Linked DNA regions of Homo sapiens: region 2 is linked to region 1. Evidence: chromatin loops called from intact Hi-C (ENCODE). Cell type or tissue: PC-3. All regions are shown on one strand.

The links. Peaks named below come from ENCODE experiments on the same cell type or tissue, not always from the same donor. Only the 100,000 strongest peaks of a DNase experiment are listed, where the experiment ranks them.
Region 2: it touches region 1 in a loop (4-fold over the local background); 1 of 110 quality-filtered maps calls a loop at or near these places.

The regions. Positions count from the first base shown.
Region 1 is chr7:129,736,670-129,741,669 of GRCh38, reverse strand. The region is part of intron 10 of NRF1 (nuclear respiratory factor 1); the gene reads right to left. Among named protein-coding and RNA genes, the nearest start is that of MIR182, 31 kb to the left of the region's middle. In PC-3, no CTCF peak of the experiment used is centred here; a DNase peak (open chromatin) is centred at 1,959; H3K27ac peaks cover 1,641 bases.
Region 2 is chr7:129,688,575-129,693,574 of GRCh38, reverse strand. It overlaps NRF1 (nuclear respiratory factor 1), which reads right to left. Exons shown (of 11, transcript NM_005011.5): 5 at 3,029-3,169. Among named protein-coding and RNA genes, the nearest start is that of NRF1, 79 kb to the right of the region's middle. In PC-3, no CTCF peak of the experiment used is centred here; a DNase peak (open chromatin) is centred at 2,664; H3K27ac peaks cover 1,470 bases.

The sequences.
Region 1 (5,000 bases):
CAAGAACCTGAAAAACTTTATAAGAATTTTTCCTGTTCTAATATTGTGATTCCTGTGTGAACAGTGATTAATGCCCTTTTTACATGCTCAATTAAAACCCACTTTGCCATCCATGTATTGAATAGAAATGACTCCAATTAAACTTGTCCAATTATGGCTCTGGATTTGGTATGCCAGAAAAAAAAATCCCTTTACAGAATAGCGCTCACAATGACAGGCACAAGATTCAGTCTTGGTTTATAAGGAGCTGGAATAATCTAAGACCAAAATCTGCCTTTACATACAAAGACTCCGAAAGATCTGCGGACCTAAAGGGAAGGAGAATGAGACAAAGAAGCATGTAACTTGGCCTTGAGGACACCGTGGATGGAGAGGAGACCACAGTCAGTGGTGTCCATCTGCCAGATGGCAGGGACCTTGGGAATCTGTCCGGAAGCCCTGACCTGAGTTGTCTGCTCGGAATGTCCCTGGCTCAGATTGGTGTTCTGTTCATAGGATGGTGTGCTGGCTCATTGAGTTTCCCCAAGCTGAGAATACCCAACACAGGCAGACCAAAGAGTAAATGAATTTGCATCTATTGAAGTACAGAAAAACAAAAAAAAGAGGACATGAAGGTATGCCAAAGGGACTTGATTCCTTTGGGGCCCTGACATGTCGACTAGAGGTATCCAGTCTTTCACATGAAAAGTATCTAAAAGCTACATCTGAAGGACATGGTCATGGCTTAGATGAGCACTAAGAATAAAGAATGACAGCTACTGGCCTATCATCTCATTGTAAAGGCCCTCTGTGTCTACTTTTGATCTGCAGTCTTTAAGCCTTCAAATAGCAGAGCTTAGGTTAGCAATTCCTGGCATATAAACGATGAATGCCCGAGGCCACCCCAGGTTATAATGGTAGAGAGAGAATGACACATCCCCTCTGGATGTGCAGACTACACAAGGAACCTAAACCCGCAAAGAGGGACAGGAGATACTCTCATGAGGCAGTGCTGGTCTTTCTGAAGGTGTCCACAGCTCAGCATCTCTGCAGGAGGCAAAGAAAAGCACCAAAGAACCCTGGCAACTGGAAATCCCTCCAGCTACGGGGGGTATGCCTGAGGAGTGACAGAAAAGGCCTGGTAATTCTAGAGAAGAGAATCTCAGTATGCCTGAGGGATATGATGGGACTTCCACCAGGAACACAGGCTTCCCGAAGTAGGGATCCTTGTGGGAGATTCACTACCACCTCTCTGCGAATGAAGACTCACTGGCCCTGGCCCTAAGCATATGTGCCAGAAGTACTAAGAGTGAACCTCTGAAGGTTACTTCCCTTCCCATTCGGTGTGAGTGATTAATCATTATAATGGTAATAATCATAACAGCAGTTGTAGCAGTGGTAGTCAACAGTTACTGCATGCCTCCAATGCCCCAGCCAGTAAAGAGAGTAGGACTATAGTCTCTGCTACCCCGCAAATTAGTGCCATCAACACATCTCCCAGGATGGGGGAGATTGGGGAGTCAGGAAACTGCCACCTCTTTCCAAGAGCTATTTTGGAAGGCACTTTGGACTTCAGGAGGTCATTATGAAGACAGAGGAGGAGGACACGTTTGAGAAGTGAAGAATCACCACTGAGCTGTCCCTTCCCCTCCTCAACACCATGAAAAGGTTGGGTGAGAAACACACATGGGGCAGAGAACTGTACCCCTCTTTGAGTGTCTAGAATCAAGAGCCCCAGTGAACAGCTCTGTGCTCCCATTTTTCAGCAGCAGCTCTGTTTCACTGTGAAATCTGGAATTCATGCAATAGTCATGGCTCCTGTCAGCTTTGTGACCCGTCAGGCTTCAGATATTTGATCTTTTGGCGGGCTACTATAAATCCATTACAGCACCTGGCTGCAGATACCTGTAGCCTAGAAGAGAAACTTGCACTTGTGAGGAATCCAAGTGGAAATATGCACATGGCCTGAGTCATGAATAAACTCACTAGGAAGTGAGTCTTGATGTCACCACTGTCTCCGGTCTCAGGTTTTCCTGCTTGGACTCTGCAGTGCATAAAAATAGATCAGTTCTCCTCGCAACCCTCCCACCCTGCTGTTTACTGGCTGCGGATTACTGCAGTCACATGGGTAGATTTTTTTTTTTTTTTTAAAAGCAAAGCCATGCTGTTTATGAGCTGAGAAGGTCACTGGAAGACAAAGCTCATGAAGTATTTGTGTTGTCCTCCCCTGTACAGAGAGGGTACAACTTGCCAGGAGACCACAGTGTTATTGATATAGCCCTTAGATCAGCACCACCCAATAGAACTGTCTTCAGTGATAGACATGTTCTGTATCTACACAGTCCATTAAAGTGGCTACTAGGTACATGTGCCTGTTTACATTTAAATGTGAATAAATTATAATTAAATTAAAAATTCAGTATCTCAGGGCGTATGTGGCTATTCAGCACTTGAAATATGATTGTGACTAATAACTACCTTTTACATTTTATTTCATTTTAATCAACTTGCATTTAAATTCAAATAGCCACATGTAGCTAACAGCTATCATACTGGACAGTACAGATTTAGATGTTAGGTTTTGGTATCATGTTTTTATTTGCCTCTGCTAAGATTTACCGTGAGTCTTTGACTTCTAAAGTGAGTAAAACATAGCTGCCACCATTCTTTAAAATAATCCTGCAAAGGAGTCACCACACCAAGTACTAGCATAACCAGATGAATAATAAAGGCCATGATTTTCATTTGTATTATGCCTTCTTTACTTCCTAGGTAGGCTAAGCTGGCAAGAGGGAGTGAAGGGGAAGAAGGGAGTTTCATTGGGCAGTAGAAAGAGTACTGGAGATCTGGTATGATTTCCAGTCTTACTATTTAAGAGCTGACAGATCCTGGGCAAGTCCCGGTTTTAGCTGCTTCTGAACAGGGCTCAGAAGATCTATTCTACTCAGTTTACTGGGTGAAGGTAGAATAATGCAGACACTGCTTAGCCATTTGCAAGAAGATGATGGTGGCAGTGGTGGTGGTTGTAGCAGTAGTAAAAAAACAAAATGAAAGAATGGACAATGAAAGGAAAAAGATGAAGACCCTAAATAATTATGCTCAATGTGTATAGCCAAAAGGCAAAATTACAGCCGACTGAAATGGTTATTTTCCTGGTATGACATCTACCAACATGCTTCCCAGAATGAAAACGATTCATCTTAGAGAAAAGTTAGCTGACTTAAATGGGAAAGTCCCTGTCTGCAAAGAAAGCCTATTTCCCAGGGGGGCGTGTGGAAGACACTAAGAGACACTGCTGTCCCAAGGTGCTGCACCACATACAGTTCCCAGGAAAAGCCGCCGGCTCCCAGCTCAGCTGGAGCCACAGGCAACGCTGCATACTCCCCTCACTCCTCTTCATTTTGATCCACAGCTCACAGCTCTCCTTATATTACAAGAAGGAATCTTTTCAGGTCTAGGACTATCCCCTCCTCCCCCTCTATTTAAAAAAGGCCTGTGATTCCAAAGGAGAAACAGTTGTAATACACATGAATCTTCATTTGCTTTTTCTTACAGAACAGGCGATGCCTCAGCGCAGTCTGAGACCAGCACTCTAGTGTCTTCATTTTCTCTCAAGGCACTCTATCAACAAGGGAGTGGGTGGAAAAGACCATTTACCTTACAGGAGGGCAGCCTAAAAATCCACAGCTACCAGCTGTGCTGCTCTTTGGGGACCTTGAAGATGAGAGGCTTGTATCCTGGGACTCACAGCTCACACAAAAAACAGTTGCTTAGGGGCTGCCTGCTTCAAGTCCTGAGGCACTGAGCTTACCATCTTTGGATAAAAGCTACAAATAGTATCACAGTGTCATAGAACACAACAGCACTTTTAAGGCTATTATGCTTATGGTGACTGAAAACGCACTCTTACACTAAGACTATTTAATACATTCATTTATTTAAACTTTAAAATAATGAGGCAAAAAGTGATTTAGTACACACTGGAATAGCACATCAGCAACCTTTTTGGGGAGAAACAATAATACAGTTCCTAAATTAACATTTACATCTCAGTGGACTCTTGTGAGAACAAGCCCATATACTGATGTGTCCAGGGAACAAGGAACACAGAAAAAGGTGGAAGGAGATGTGTTTTACAGTCTAACATGTGGAGGATTGGCATCATCCCTCTCATTTTTAAAGAGTTGGAACAGTGGGACATGCAGTAAGTAAAAATGGATGATGGTGGTGACAAAAAGGAAAAAATGGCAAAAGCTACCTTTCATGATAGAGTTGAAATACAATGCATCTGTTGAGATTTGAAGACACATTGTGCCATTTTAGGAGTAAAAAGGCCACACTCATGACCGCAAACTATGTGCAGAAGAGAACAGCAGCCCTAGACAAAGGCAAGTGATAGAGCCTTTAAACAATGTCACCTTGTATTTTCTTCAGTCAAGGTTACAGAAAGGGCTTCTAATCTAGTCCCATTTTTACAGCATCCACCTCTGCAACATACATCTTCATCTGCGAAAGGCAAGCATTCGGATCCGTCTTAAAGACAGGAAAGCAGCGTCTACATAGTACTGTGCACTCCAACATATGTGAGGAATGATGGAGAAGAAATTGATGCTGACAGCTAAAGAATTTTATATTTATGATGCATCCCTGTGCCAGGCACTATGCTAAGAACTTGACAGGAATCATCTTGTTTAATGCTCACAACTTCCTTCTGAGTACAGAACTATCATTATCCTAATTTTTACAGTTAAGGCTTAGAGAGGTTAATTTGCTTGCCTAAGATTACAGAGCTTGTTAGAGGTTCAGCTTTTAGGGTCTCCAGCTCTGCGGGACCTCCCCTCTCCATTGCTCCTCCTTTTACTCTCAGTGCTATACCAGGTATCTACAAAGTTAAATGATCCTCACCACCACCTTCTGTAGCAGAGGTTCTTAACCTTTTTTTGTGGGCTGGAGATGAACAGGGGTGGGGGTGGGGGTGGGAATGCCTCTGGTCTAGTTACACATTCAATCAAAGCTAATAC
Region 2 (5,000 bases), 48 kb after region 1:
AATAACAGCCAATGAGCTGAAGAAAAAAAAAACGCCAAAAAATCTCATAATGTTTTAAGAAAGTTTACGAATTTGTGTTGGGCCACATTCAAAGCCATTCTGGGTCACATGCGTCTTGCGGGACGTGGGTTGGACAAGCTTGGTTTAGATATGCTTTCCTTTCTGAACCACTATTTAGAGATCCTTCCAGTGTCCACAGAAAGGGCTATGAATCCAACAATCAAAAGATCACTATTTAGGTTTATATTTATAAAATATAGTATTACTTCAGACCAAGTTGCTGGTTCAGATGGAATAAAAAATAAAAGTGCCACCCCTGAGCAGCAGCGTCAGCGTCCACACTGAGTAAACAACTGCCCAGGGGACTTGCGATCCTGTTCCCCACCACTGCGCTTAACTCATTTTTGCTCTAACTCTGAAGTCATTTACTGAACAGATACTATTATTTAGATAACATGTTATTTCAGAAGCTGAGCAGCTATACTGAACAGAAGTAAAGGACAGAAACTAAATTCCTGAAATTCTAGCTGGGGAGACCACAAATAAGTATACAAGTTAATAAATGAGACAATTCCAGGTAGTAACAAGTGTTATACAGACAAGAACACAGAGGATGTATTAGTGGCTTGGTAGGGAGAAGAAAGCTTCATTTAGGTGGGATAATCAAGAAAGGCTTGTCTCAGAGGTGATATTTGAGCTAGACTTTGAATAAGATAAAGTCCATCATGCAATCATCTGGGAGAACAATACTCAGGCAAAGGGAACAGCAAAAGCAAAATAACGGATGCAGGGTGTTTGAGGAAAAGAGGGCTACAGTGGCCGCAGCCCAGTGACTGAGGGGAAGATGATGAGGCAGGAAGAGGTCAGATTACATAGGGCCTTCAAAGCCATGGCAGAGTCTGAATTTGATTCTAGGAATAGTGGAAAACCATTACAGGGCTTAAACAAGGAAGTGATATGGCCTGAATTAAATAAATAAATAAATTTATTCATTCATTCATTCATTATTCACTCATTTATTTGAGGCAGGATCTCGCTCTGTCACCTAGGCTGGAGTGCAGTGGCACAATCTCGGCTCACTGCAGCCTCAACCTCTGGGGCTCAAACGATCCTCCCACCTCAGCCTTCCAAGTATTTGAGACTACATGCATACACCACCATGGCCCCAGCTAATTTTTGTATTTTTTGTAGAGACAAAAAAAATACCAGCCTGCTGCCCAGGCTGATATCGAACTCCTGGACTCAAGGGATCCTCCTCTTGATTACAGGCATGAGCTACAACGTCCGGCATGATTTAAGTTTTTTAAAAAACTACTATGATGGCTACATGGAGAATGGACTGCAGCAGACCACAGTGGATAGGCTATATGAGAGATGCTAAAGGCTTGGACTTGGGTGCTGATGGGAAGTGAGAAGAATGGCCAGAGTCAGGGTACATTTCAGAGGTGAACTGACATGACCTGCCACCGGGAGGGTGGCAGGGGAATGTGGAGGGAGAGGGCAAAACAAGGAAATCAGGATTACTTCTATACTGGGACTTGAGCAACCAGATGGACAGTAGTTCGATTAACTGATATGGGGAACGCCTGGAGAGGAACAGATGTGGAGTGGAGAGTAGGAACAACCAAAGGTTCTGTTTGGGGCGTGTGAGGACCAGACATCTAACAGTGAGGGTAAACTGGGTGAAAACAGCATATCGATGATCAGGTAAGAAGAGGAAGAGGGGCCCCAGAAGGGATGAGGGGAGCACCTAGTGAAGGATGAGGATCTTCAGAAGAGGGTGTGGTCAAGAGACAGAGAGAAGATGCTTTAAGGAGTAATCAACTATGTCAAATGCTGCTGAAGACTGAATAAGATAAGGAAAAAAACCTGACAAGTGGATTTAGCAAGATAGAAGTAAATTAATAAAGAAATAGGGTGGGCTGGGTGTGGTGGCTCACGCCTGTAATCCCAGCACTTTGGGAGGCCGAGGCAGGCGGATCACATGAGGTCAGGAGTTTGAGACGATCCTGGCTAACACAGCAAAACCCCATCTCTACTAAAAAAACAAAAATTAGCCAGGTGTGGTAGCCCGCACCTATAATCACAGCTATTCGGAGGCACGAGTAGCGCTTGAACCCAGGAGGCGGAGGTTGCAGTGAGCCAAGATCACACCACTGCCCTCCAGCCTGGGCCACAGCTCGAGACTCTGTCTCAAAAAAAAAAAAAAATAATAATAATAATAAATAAATAAATAGGGTGGGAAAATATGTTAAAAAGGTGTTTGATTTTGATGAAGCTAAACTAAAAATATATAAAGGGGATAATTTCATAAAAATTACTAAGGTATGCTGATTTATCATGCTAAGTACATTTTTGACTTCCCTTCTTAAAGGAAGAGGAAATCAGGCTGGCACAGTGGCTCATGCCTGTAATCCCAGCACTTTGGGAGGCTGAGGCAGGAGGATCGCTTGAGCCTAGGAGTTTGAGATCAGCCTGGGCAACACAGTGAGACCCTCATCTTTAGAAATCGTAAAATTTAAATAAAAATTTTAAAAAGGAAGAGGAAATCAACGACTCAGAAGACTGTCACTCTGACTTTTACATTCTTGCGGAAGGAAGCTGTACTTAGTAATAATTATGGAAGTATTTAGAATTTACATTGAAAGAGGAGCAGAGCAGCCCGAGGGCTAAAAGTTTACTTGGCTACCTTGACTGTGATTCATTAAACTCCTAATGTTCTTTTGTTCAGACCAACCCCAAGCTAAAAGTTTTTTTGTTTTTTTTTAAATCCAACCCAAAGGCCCAAGTGAAAGGGAAAAAAAAACTGCCAGAAGAAAGAGGAGACCACAGCCATGCCCTTGGTTGGGAGCACTTTTCTGGCACTATAATGTCTTTTCCAAGGCTGCTACTGTTTCACTACAAGACTCCAGTCAGCATCTCACTCCCTGGTCAGATCACTGAGGACAAAATGCAGAAAAGTGATCAGAGGCCCGCCCACACCTGTGCCACTTGTCTTTGAGTCTCCTCCTCACCTCCCACCCCTCACCTGGGTCATTTTGTCCACAGAGACTGGAATTCCGTCGATGGTGAGAGGCGGCAGTTCTGAGTTAACCTCCTGTGGCGCAGGGGCGTGTTCTGCCAGAGCAGACTCCAGGTCTTCCAGGATCATGCTCTTGTACTTACGCACCTGCAGGGAATTAAGGGCAGAAGTAAACAAGATGCCCAACAACCAGGGAGGATTGGTGCCAAGCAACAAGAGAGTGGGTGGGGCTGGCCTTCCTGAGCCATTGCATAGCCTTAAAAACAAACACTTCTACAAGCAAATAAAAATACCCACTGGTCCCAAAGACATCATACTGAACATAATTAAATGAAAAGATGATGAAATTGCAGGTAACAACAATAGAAGAGAGCCAGTGAAAAAATTTTCCAGAAATACTGCTTCTTAGTCAAAATCACATTTTCTCAATGAGGGTGCCATTGCCTGTTCCAGGTCTAACAGGCATGGTATTCATGGTTCTGCATTTCCCAGGCCATTGCTTGAACAACCAGCTGTGGCAGCTCATCACCAAAATCATTTTCAAGATCTTCAAGGACTTACATTTCTAAAACTTAAAGTAACCAATTCATTCAAAACTGCTGCTACATTCCTGCAAAGCCAGACTACCAAACAGACAGGAGATTCAAGCATACAAGAGACTGGACTGAAAAGAATCAGAGAAAAAAAACTGATAGGTGTATGTTGTAGCTGAGTGCCACTACTGGTAAGGCCCGGGCCAAAGGGAGCCCCATAGGTCAAATCTCCCTTGCTTCTGGTAGGGCTTGGTGACAGAAGTGAACCTCCAACCCATGACGCCTTTAGCTCTAGCCCAGGTTGGAACCAGATATTGTTGTTCGTTGTCTGCATTCCCACTACTGCCAGTTACATGTCTCAACTTAACAGTAACACACTGGACATGCACACATTCGATCATGAACAGAAAGGGTGGACAGACGCTGGGTCTTCCAACCACCAATATAATGGGTTCATCTGAATGCCTGGAACTTGGGAGAGGAAAAAATGGGTTCATTCACTTAGGAGAATACACAAGGGGTATGAGGATACCTCTGGGAATAACAAAGAAGCCATGGAATTATGGAAATGTGACAAGTGGGCTAGGAAATTAACTTGCTTTCTGGGCTCAAGGCACTATTTTAGGGAAACAAATGGAAGAGAAAATGAGGTTTGACTAGAAGTTCCAGCAATGTTTGAATCCTGGGTTGTCTGCTGAGTGGGCTGGACTCTATACACTTCCTTATAAATACCTCATTATGTGGATTAAAAAAGAAAAATTCCCATACTCTACCCCAAGCATCTGGAAAAATAAATATTATTACTGGCTACATGGTGCAACTTCTGCAGTTGAAGAATCCTCCAAATAGGTCAATAACTAAGGGGATAAGAGAAAAATAGCACAAACTGGTAGACTCATTATCTTTCCAGAGATTCAGTTGTATCCTGGTCTCTAATAAAAAATAAAGTTTCAAAAATTATTGCCATTATATTTATTGCAACATAAGCAGCTGATGTTGCCACAGCAACTTTACAGGATTGTATTTTCTGCTATGTTCCTGTAGTCTAGATAGTATTTATGCTGCCTACTCACACACACACACACACAAATGAATCTTATAAGCCTAGTGATATGGTTTGGCTCTATGTCCCCACCCAAATTTCATCTTGATTGTAATTCCTACATTCTGAGGGAGGGACCTGGTGGGAGGTGACTGGATCATGGGGGCAGTTTCTCCCATGTTGTTCTCGTGATAGTGAGTTCTCATAAGAGCTGATGGTTTAAAAGTGTTTGGCAGTTCCACCGGCATTCCCTCTCCGCACCTGTCTCTCTTTGTCTCTCTCTCTGTCTCTCTCCTGCCACTATGTAAGACGTGCCTTGCTTCCCCTTCTGCCATGATTGTTAAGTTTCCTGAAGCCTCCCTAGCCATGTGGAACTGTAAGTCAATTAAACCTCTTTTATTTA